2 separate regions of the Homo sapiens genome follow, and region 1 is linked to region 2. Evidence: chromatin contacts called from ENCODE Hi-C or POLR2A ChIA-PET data. All regions are on one chromosome and are shown on one strand. Each heading gives the region's core, a stretch centred on a gene start or an enhancer-like site at or near the end of the contact. The rest is flanking DNA. Distances are from core to core; before and after follow the strand shown. Region 1 overlaps LOC105370198 (a long non-coding RNA gene). Region 2 holds the start of LINC01077 (long intergenic non-protein coding RNA 1077).

What was found. A loop is a pair of places that touch in the nucleus more often than their neighbours do. ChIA-PET counts read pairs that join two places held with the same protein, here RNA polymerase II (POLR2A). Pooled maps may share reads with other maps.
Region 1: a map of heart left ventricle shows a loop between it and region 2 (4-fold over the local background). The contact joins the enhancer-like site here to the promoter of LINC01077 in region 2. A Hi-C loop is called at or near these places in 62 of 168 maps with a recorded cell type or tissue (A673, B cell, CD4-positive, alpha-beta T cell and 44 more), 25 of 37 single-sample maps with no recorded cell type and 42 of 50 pooled maps. POLR2A ChIA-PET finds 5 or more read pairs at or near these places in 5 of 52 experiments (BJ, HCT116, IMR-90 and 2 more).

The regions. Positions count from the first base shown.
Region 1 is chr13:48,125,313-48,130,258 of GRCh38, forward strand. LOC105370198 (a long non-coding RNA gene) reads right to left here. Exons shown (of 6, transcript XR_007063792.1): 5 at 4,310-4,462. Among named protein-coding and RNA genes, the nearest start is that of MED4, 33 kb to the left of the region's middle. Within about 2 kb of position 1,844, at least 21 of the 41 ENCODE cell types and tissues checked have a DNase peak (open chromatin) inside an H3K27ac peak, as active enhancers do; they include CD8-positive, alpha-beta T cell, ascending aorta, dorsolateral prefrontal cortex and 11 more, where a contact is called at or near this core.
Region 2 is chr13:48,587,056-48,591,847 of GRCh38, forward strand. It overlaps LINC01077 (long intergenic non-protein coding RNA 1077), which reads right to left and starts at 3,543. Exons shown (of 2, transcript NR_170270.1): 1 at 3,467-3,543. The region is part of intron 2 of LOC105370202 (a long non-coding RNA gene); the gene reads left to right.

The DNA.
Region 1 (4,946 bases), core at 594-3,093, 460 kb before region 2:
GAGGCAGGAGAATTGCTTGAACCCGGGAGGCAGATGTTGCAGTGAGCTGAGACCATGCCACTGCACTCCAGCCTGGGTGACAGAGTGAGACTCCATCTCAAAAAAAAAAAAAGAAAAGAAAAGAAAAGAAAGAGCACCTGGCAGATATGGGTAGAGAGATGAAGAACTAACTGAAGAGAATGAGAAGAGCAAGGAACTGGTTCACACAGTGCGAGCCCCATTGGTGTGCTTTACGTGGTCTGCTTCACTTGGGATTTTCTTGTGTTTGTTTGTTTTTTTTTTGTTGTTGTTTTTTTTTTGTTTTTTTTTTTTGTAGAGACAAGGTGTTGCTAAGTTTTGCCCAGGCTGGTCTTGAACACCTAGCCTTGAGCAATCCTCCCAAGGCCTTCTATCTTGGGTTTAACACTGAAAGTCCTAGGCAACCCCTCAGGCAAACCAGAAAGGTGGGTCACCCTACCAGGTGGCCAGTAAGCATCTTGACAAGAAGGAAATAACGTTTTAAGTCATGAACAGAGCCCTCTTTACTTTCTTTCACTTCAAATTCCAGTGCCTCGGCCTCTCCAAGGACATTCCACTCTCCTATAACAAGCCGAGGAGCAGGCAAAAATGCCCAGGGACTAAGCAGGAGTCCTGGGTTTATTAAACTCTCTCCACTTCAGAAGCAATGCCAGGCCCATTAGGACAACTGGTGAAGGGAAAAAGCTTAAACATAGTTCTCACAAACAGAAACGAAAGGGAATATTCTGAACTGGAAACAGTGACCTTTATGGCATTATTCCAAAAGGAAAGTCAAAGGCAGAGCCTCAGGAAGGCAAATGTCCAGGATCCACAGGAACTCTGACTTATGCGGAACATTCCACACGAGGCCTGCTAATTACAGCGCTGGAGCATCTGTTTTGATAATGTTCTTTGAAATCAACTCAACCCTGAGAATGTGTGCAAATAGACGAAAAAGAAGACTGGACTGTATGACTATGAATACATTTTGGATATTGTAGCATGTAGAAGAACGAAGTAGTACATTAGGAGCATCAAAAATATACATCACTTTTTTTTTTTTTTTTTTGAGACTGAGTCTTGCTCTTGTCACCCAGGCTGGAGTGCAATGGCACGATGTCGGCTCACTGCAACCTCCGTCTCCTGGGTTCAAGCTGTTCTCCTGCCTCAGCCTCCCAAGCAGCTGGGATTACAGGCTCCCTCCACCATGCCCGGCTAATTTTTATATTTTTAGTAGAGACGGGGCTTCGCCATGTTGGCCAGGCTGGTCTCGAACTCCTGACCTCATGATCCACCCGCCTCGACCTCCCAATGTGCTGGGATTACAGGCGTGAGCCACCGCACCCAGCCACATATTTTATATTGTGTGCATTTCACAGAACAGACACATTTGAAAAAATGAAATGGGCCTGAAATAAGCATAACAATAACAACATCATTAATAATGTCATGCACAAAACTAATTAGGGCTATAGAGTTTGTGTAGTAATGGGGATTTTTTTTCCATAATAAAATGATAAAGCTAAGGATTTTAATATGTGTAATGTATAACACAGTAATTCTGAACAAAAAAGCATAATAGGAATATTGGAAATTCTAATGCTTGTTTCTCTGTATGTAATGCAGGAATAAAACTGAGTTAGTTTATACAGACTTCTGTGACCAAGAATGCTCCTGTGTACCCTGGTACAAGTGTAAGTAGGTAACTTGGCTGGGAGTTGAAATTTAGGGGATGTGGTGCAGAGATATAATTTTACCACCAGGGGGTGTTCTTTCCTCTTCCGGAATGTTGATGAGTTTATGTAATCACAAACTAACCCTAAACCAGCCCCACTAAAAATGGGCCAGGCCAGATCCCAGGAAATGGGATTAACTTACATCATTCACACAAATTCCCTCTTGCCCTTCCATTTTAGAGACTGTTGAGTTTTCCTTCAGTTGAGAGAATCATGCTGGCAGCAAGCCAATCTACATGAACTGTCGAAAACAGATTACACCCCTCCTGCTGATCAAAACAGGAGAATGATGACTTAAGAAGTTAGTGCAGGTAGCTATTTCTGATTATCCCCGGGGAGCAGGAGTTTCAAGTAAGCAAGAACTCAGCAGTTAGAAAGCAAACATCGAAAGGGTCTGAGGGGTAGAAAAGTCTCCTGCTTGAATTTTGATCTAAGCTGATTTACAACTGAAAAAGGTTGATGCCTCATTAAAGACCAGAAAAGCCTAGGAAAATTACCAGAGAGATTTTGACAGCTTCCAGAGTCAGCCAGGGAATCTGTCCCAGCCCATTAGTATAACCAAGTTTAGAAAGCAAGGCCTTGGAGAGGTGCCCCAGGGAGATGCCCAAGGGAGTCCGTCTGAACCCAGCCAAATGCTTACTCTTGAAAAAGGAAGACTTTGTCCCCTCTGTCAGCTTAGTGCCAGAAGCTCTGTCAGGGAGAAAGGCTGTGAAGCTAAGAAATATGGGATATTAGGTCACCTGCTCAACTGAAGCAAGTTCAACAAATTCAAACTTTGAGTCAATACATTATTTCCCCTTTTAATGCCCAAAAGTAATACTTGCTCATTGCTAAAACCAACAATACAGAGGCTAAAGTAAAAATCAAAGGACTGTCCTCTCATGACCAGCCCACTCTCCTCAGCCCCACTTACCAGAAATACTCACAGTTGAGAATTTGCTTATATTTTTCGGGGTTTCCTTTTTCCCATGCATTATTTCTGCAAAATGGATCAGTCTATCTGTCTGGCTCTCCATCTATTCATTCTATGCATCTATTAATCACCCATTTGGTTTGGTTTGGTTTTTGCCAAAAAGATATATATATAAAAAATATATATCATATTATATATAATATATATCATATAATATATTATATATGATATATATTCTTTTGTGTAAGTTTTTTATTTAATTGAAATGAAACTTCATTTCAATTTAATGAAGCCGACTTTTCCAAATCAGATCCATTCTTTCTTATAGTGACACAATATTCCATTGTATGGATGGTCCATAACTTTACTAAGCCAGTGCCCTACTGACGAACATTTGTGCTAGTCCCAGTTTCTTTTTCTATTACAAGAATGCTATAATAAAATTCTTAATTAAAAGATGTGGTTATTAATGGATGTGTTGTGTTAAGGATCAGACATTGTGCTAAGCCCTCTACGGGATATTAGGATGAATAAAATATGTTTCCTGCCATCTTGGAGTTTACTCTTTTGTATGGGAGAACTATTAAAAAAAATTGACATTGCAAGGTGCAGTGGCTAACGCCTGTAATCCCAGCACTTTGGGAGGCCAAGGCAGGCAGATCACTTGATCAGGAGTTTGACACCAGCCTGGCCAACATGGCAAAACCCTGTCTCTACTAAAAATACAAAAATTAGCTGGGCGTTGTGACACATGCCTGTAATCCCAGCTACTTGGGAGGCTGAGGCAGGAGAATCACTTGAACCCAGGAGACAGAGGTTGCAGTGAGCCGAGATTGAGCCACTGCACTCCAGCCTAGGCGACAGAGCAAGACCAGTCTCAAAAAAAAAAAAAAAAAAAAAAAAAAAAAAAAAAAAAAAAAAAAAATATATATATATATATATATATATATATATATATATATATAAAATGTAAGAAAAATGATTTACATACTAAATAGTTGGATTAATTATAACATATCTGCCCAGGGAGTAGAAAGTTAGGTGCTACCAATTCTGACAGTTGGAATTAGGGAAGATTTCACTGAATTGACTTCATCTCTGTAGGGATTTGCTTTAGTCTGTTTGATGTGGGGCAGTTGAGGTGGAAGCTTGTACTCTTAACAAAGTCATCCTGTTCACCATGCACTGAGGCAAGGAGCTCTACAGTTTTTGCTATTTGAATTTCCTCTAAAAATAATTTCATAAAGATCTGGGAATGATTTGTCCTTCTTTTTTCTTTTTTTTGAGATGGAGGTCTCACTATGTTGCCCAGGCTAGTCTCAAACTCCTGGGCTCAAGCGATCCCTGCCTCAGCCTCCTGTGAGATGACAGGCACATGCCACTGTGCTCGGCTCTTGCTTTGTCTTCTTCTAAACTTGTTTCACTGAGTTTAGTCTACAGCTTTGTCTGATAATCTTAAAACTCATTACAAATATTCAACATGGCACCGCTCCTTGCTCTGTCCCAAAATGTTCTGGGTAAATGTCTGATCTCCAAATCAAGTATGCCATAAATTGTTGAATTAGTATTGTTATATCTGGTGTGACTGTCTAGAGAAAGCCATTTTATCAGTACATGGAATCTAACAGTATGATTTTGAAAGAAAACATATGAAACAACTCACCTGTGATAGCAAATCTCTTTGAGTCAGAACCTTCCCAGCAATCATGTAAACATACTGGAAGATGAGTTTTTATTTTTAAGCAATCTTAATTAGCAGGTCTCTTTCTTATTAACATCTTCAAAGGGCTTTCAGCTCCTCCCTAGATGAAAGGTCCTGTGTAAGGACAAATTATTAGTATGCTCACAAAATACACACACTAAATGCAGGAAAAGTGCAAACGGTTTAACTCCACAGCCTGCAATGCTCTTGAGATGCTTTGATCTGCCAGGATAGCCATCAATTATTCTATATCCTTTACTCTTTAAATGCATGCATCAAAGCATGTTCATGCCCACCCTTGTAAATCCAGTTGTTTATTTCAAAATAGTTCTTCTGAATTAACCCTTGTTTCCTTTTTCCTTTGTTGAGAGCTGCTGATTCAGCTTATTGGGGAAAGCGTATATGTAACCTTGGGTTTAGAGTAGAAAATAATCTTTTTTTGCTCTATAAAGATGTCCATGGGCCAGGCGCAGTGGCTCATGCCTGTAATACCAGCACTTTGGGAGGCTGAGGAGGGCAGGTCACCTGAGATCAGGAGTTGGAGACCAGCCTGGTCAACATGGTGAAACCCCATCTCTACCAAAAAATACAAAAATTA
Region 2 (4,792 bases), core at 2,293-4,792:
AAACCAACTAGGAAGTGAAAATTGGTAGGTATTTTGAGCACTAACATAAAGGATGGAAGAAGCAGAGATACCCAGAAGTCCTGGAAGCAGGCTAGGCAGGATGAACATTTTAGAAACGCTTAAGAACAGGCTAATCTGAGGCCAGGCACAGTGGCTCACACCAGTAATCCCAGCACTTTGAGAGGCTGACGTGGGAGGATCTCTTGAGTCCAAACGTTCAAGACCAGCCTGGACAACATAGTGAGACCCCCATCCCTAAAAAACTAAAAAGTGAAAAATTAGCCAGGCATGGTGGTATGTGCCTGTAGTCCCAGCTACTTGGGAGGCTAAGGTGGGAGGATTGCTTGAGCCCGGAAGGCTGAGACTGCAGTGAGCCATAATTGTGCCACTCACTTGCCCTGAGTGACAAAACAAGACTTTTTCTTAAAAAAAAGAGAAAAAAGGCTGGGTGTGGTGGGATTACACCTGTAATCCCAGCACTTCAGGAGGCCAAGGCAGGTGGATCTCCTGAGGTCAGGAGTTCAAGACTAGCCTGGCCAACATGGTGAGACCCTGTCTCTACTAAAAATACAAAAAATTAGCCTGGCGCAGTGGTGGATGCCTGTAATCCCAGCTACACGGGAGGCTGAGGCAGGAGAATTGCTTGAACCCGGGAGGTGGAGGTTGCAGTGAACTGAGATCATGCCATTGCACTCCAGCCTAGGCAACAAGAGCAAAACTCCATCTCAAAAATAAAATAAAATAAAATAAAACTAAGAAAAAGAACAGGATATCTGTTACACAAATTACCCCAGATTGCTGAAACCACCTTTGCAAAAATTATAGCAGTGAGAAAATTATGACAGTCAAAGAGACCTTCTCTAACCAATTCCATCTTGCCTTTAACCTTCAAATTAACCTTGGTCATTCTGGAGCACGGGCCAAGCTAACTTTTGGATAAATTTAGTTTCTGGTTTAACCTTAAGGCAAGGATTATAATAGGCCTTCCCAAAACTAAACTACTTTTGTAAAACTAATGAAAGGTCACAAGGTTAGGAAGGTTAGGATTATTAGAGGGGCCTGAATTCTGCTAAGATGCAGGCATAGTTAAATGATTACCAGTCATTGTTCTGGAAGTTACAAGATTTGTAATTTCCTCCATTACTCCTGTAAGTAACATCACTATTGTAGAACCTAAAATTGGCCTTTCGAGATGTCTTTTCAGATTTTCATTTCTGACAACCAGATGACTCCACCTGGACCCATGTCCCTTACCCAGATGCTGACTCAGCGCATGAGGACTATTTTCTATGACCCTATGATTGCATCCCCAACAAATCAGCAGCACCCCTTCCCTAGCCCCCTGCCCACCAAACTATTGTTAAAAAACTGTAGCCTCTGGATTTTCAGGGAGGCTGGTTTGAGTAGTAATAAAACTCTGGTCTTCCATTTAGCTAACTCCTCTTTCTCTATTGCAATTCCCCTGTCTTGATAAATCAGCTGTATCTGGGCAGTGGGCAAGATGAGCCCATTGGGTGGTTACATTGCTTAGACACAAGAGAGAGGATGCCCCTGGCAGGATCAAGTCTGAACTACCCACTCCGACATTTGAAGTGCCCATCATCAGGCCCAAGCCACATCTCCCCAGTCTGTCCCTTAGCCTCTCTTACTTGCTGAGGGGTAGTGTCAGTCAGGAGAGGCAGGGGCATAGAATCTGACTTTTTGCTGGTGCCTCTTCTGTGACACCAGCCACCTTCTGTAGAACACACCCAGCCAGGCAGCCTGGCTTCTTTGTGTCACTAGGCCACTTGTGATGCTTTCCTTCCATCCCTCTATTTGGAAAGGCCCCTCCTTTCCAGTTCTCTCTGCGTAACCCCCACTTCACCCCATCTGGTCTGCTGGCACCCAAGCCTCTATTCTTGTCAGCTCCAGTGGGCAGATGGGTAAGTATGGAGGGGCACTTCCCCAATGAGCTTTGTAGTCATTTAACTTTAATAGGCTCATTGACCGATGCACACAGCAAGTCATTACACTGAGACACTGGGTTGCAGCTGAGAAAGAGGTTTAATCATAGGGTCACCGAAAGAGGAGATGGGAGGGAAACTCAAATTCATCTCCTGGCCAGGTGCAGTGGCTCACACCTGTAATCCCAGCACTTTGGGAGGCCTAGGTGGGCAGATCATGAGGTCAGGAGATCAAGACCATCCTGGCCAACATGGTGAAACCCCACCTACTAAAAATACAAAAATTAGCTAGGCATGGTGGTGCATGCCGGTAATCTCAGCTACTCAGGAGGCTGAGGCAGGAGAATTGCTTGAACCAAGGAGTCGGAGGTTGCAGTGAGCCGAGATTGCACCACTGCACTCCAGCCTGGCGACAGTGGGAGACTCCATCTCAAAACAAAACAAAAAAAAGTATGTCCCTGAGGAATTTGGGGTTAGAGTTTTTAAGGGTTTTGGAGGGGGTCAAAGGGTGGAGAGTGTTGATTGGTTGAAGAGTGCAGGGTGTAGTCACAGGACAGGGAGATGAAAGCAGTTGTGCTCTCATGCTCATCCTGTTTCTCTGTGGGGGCTTTCAAACTGGTTGCTGGAATTTAGGGGCTGAAAAACATCTTAAGCAATCCTTAAATAAAAGTCTAATGATTCTAATGTCAGGGATCCTATTTATAGTAACAATGTGGATGCAAATCCATTTTTAAATAGTCTTTTGACCTAACATCAGAAATCCTATCTCTATGAACAATGGGGATGCAAATAGTAAGGATCTAGTGACTTTTAGCAAAAAGGAATTGGGCCAAAGTGCGGCCTGATTAATGATTAATTATAACTATACTTCTGTCTGGAACCCAGCATGCCATTCTTGTCAACCCTGTGCAGATATTTTTTTCTGCACTTTTTCCCACTAGCATATCATTTAATCTTCCTGGGGTGACCATTGTGGGTAAGTTATACTTTAGACTAGGGATGGTGCATATTATTTCTCTGCAGTTGGTTTCTGCTTCCTGCAGTGTTCTGGGTCCAAATCTGGAGAGTGTCCTGTTATGAACTCCGTGTTTGTGTCCCAATCCCCGCCCTGCAAATTTATATATTGAAACCCAGGAGTTAATTAGTTCTTGAGGGTGGAGAGCTAATGATGGGATTTGTCCCCTTATAAGAAGAGACAGGAGAGAGCTTGCTTCCTCTCTCTGCCAGGTGAAGACACAAGAAAGCAGAAAGAATGCCCTCACCAAGAACCTGGCCATGCTGGTACCCTGATCTTGGACTTCCAGCTCCAGAAGTGAGAAAGAAATATTTGTTGTTTAACCCACCCAGGCTATGGTATTTTTATCACAGCAGCCTGAGCTAAGACACGCCCACACCCCACCCTACTTGTATTAGTCTGTTCTTAGACGCTATAAATATACTACTCAAGACTGGGTAATTTATAAAGGAAAGAGGTTTAATTGACTCACAGTTCTGCATGGCTAGGGAGTCCTCAGGAAACTTACAATCATGGCAGAAGGCAAAGGGTAAGCAAGCTTGGACCTTCCCACATGGCAGCAGGAGAGAGTGAGCATGTGTGAAGGAAGCAAAAGGGGAAGAGCCCCTTGTAAAACCATCAGATCTCGTGAGAACTCACTATCATGAGAACAGCATGGGAAAAACTGCCCCCATGATCCAATCACCTCCCACTGGGCCCTCCCTTGACACGTGGGGATTATGGGGATTACAAATCAAGATGTGATTTCAGTGGGGACACAGCCAAACCATATTGCCACTGTAGAGGTTCTCTGTCTCACCTCTTGCCCTCAGCTGGCGAGGTGGCCAGTGTGTGTGGTGATTCTTAGTCTGTGGGGGATGAGGGGCTGCTGAGGAATGAGTAAAGAAAGAAGAAGCAAAATCAGACTTTAGTGGCAGCTTGACTTGACCCTGGAATTCAGAGTACCATTCATTCCTCAGTGGGATGTTGCTTTGGGCAGCTGAATTTTGCTTAGGGACAAATGCCCTTTCCCTCCAGCCTGAGAGTCATGTCCCCTCAGTGCCTGGCCCGTGACACCTGTTTTGGCCTCTCTGTTGCCTCATGTTGGTAAATGTTGTTTCTATGTTTGCCTTTACCTATGAGTGTGTGTGCACACCTGTTTAGGTGACATGTCTGTGAGTCTGATGGCTTTGTCCTGGCCACCTGGCTGAGAGGTCACCATGTCTCCTTGGGCAGCTCCTCAGGGCTGGTGGCCCTCAAACTGCCTAAGACACACCCGAAGGAAAGTCCCTTGGAAAACTTTGTTTGGGAGTGTCAATGAAAAGGCCAAACTCCATAAAATATTTAAAGAGGTTTACTCTGAGCCAAAAAATGAGCAACCATAGCCTGAGGCACAGTCTCAAAGGTTTTGAAAACATGTGCCCAACGTGGTCAGGCTATAGCTTTGTAGCAGGACGAGCCGCAGACAAAACCTCTCAGACAGCGAGTTGTAGAAGGAAGGGCTTTATTCAGCTGGGAGCATCAGCAAGCTACTGCCTTAAAATCCGAGCTCCCCGAATGCACAATTTCTGTCCCTTTTAAGGGCTCACAACACTGAAGATTTCACATGAAAGGGTCATGATTGATTTGAGCAAGCAGGCTGTACGTGACAGGGGCTGCATGCACTGGTGGTCAGAGAGAAACAGAACAGGGCAGGGAGTTTCACAATGTTCTTCTATACAATGTCTGGAATCTGTGAATAACATCGGATTCTAAGTTATGAGTTGATTTTTAACTAGTGGGTTTAGGCCAGGCAGGCCTAGGCCTGGTTTCGGGCCTGGCACCGGGCTGCCTGCCTTTGGTTTTACTTCCTTGT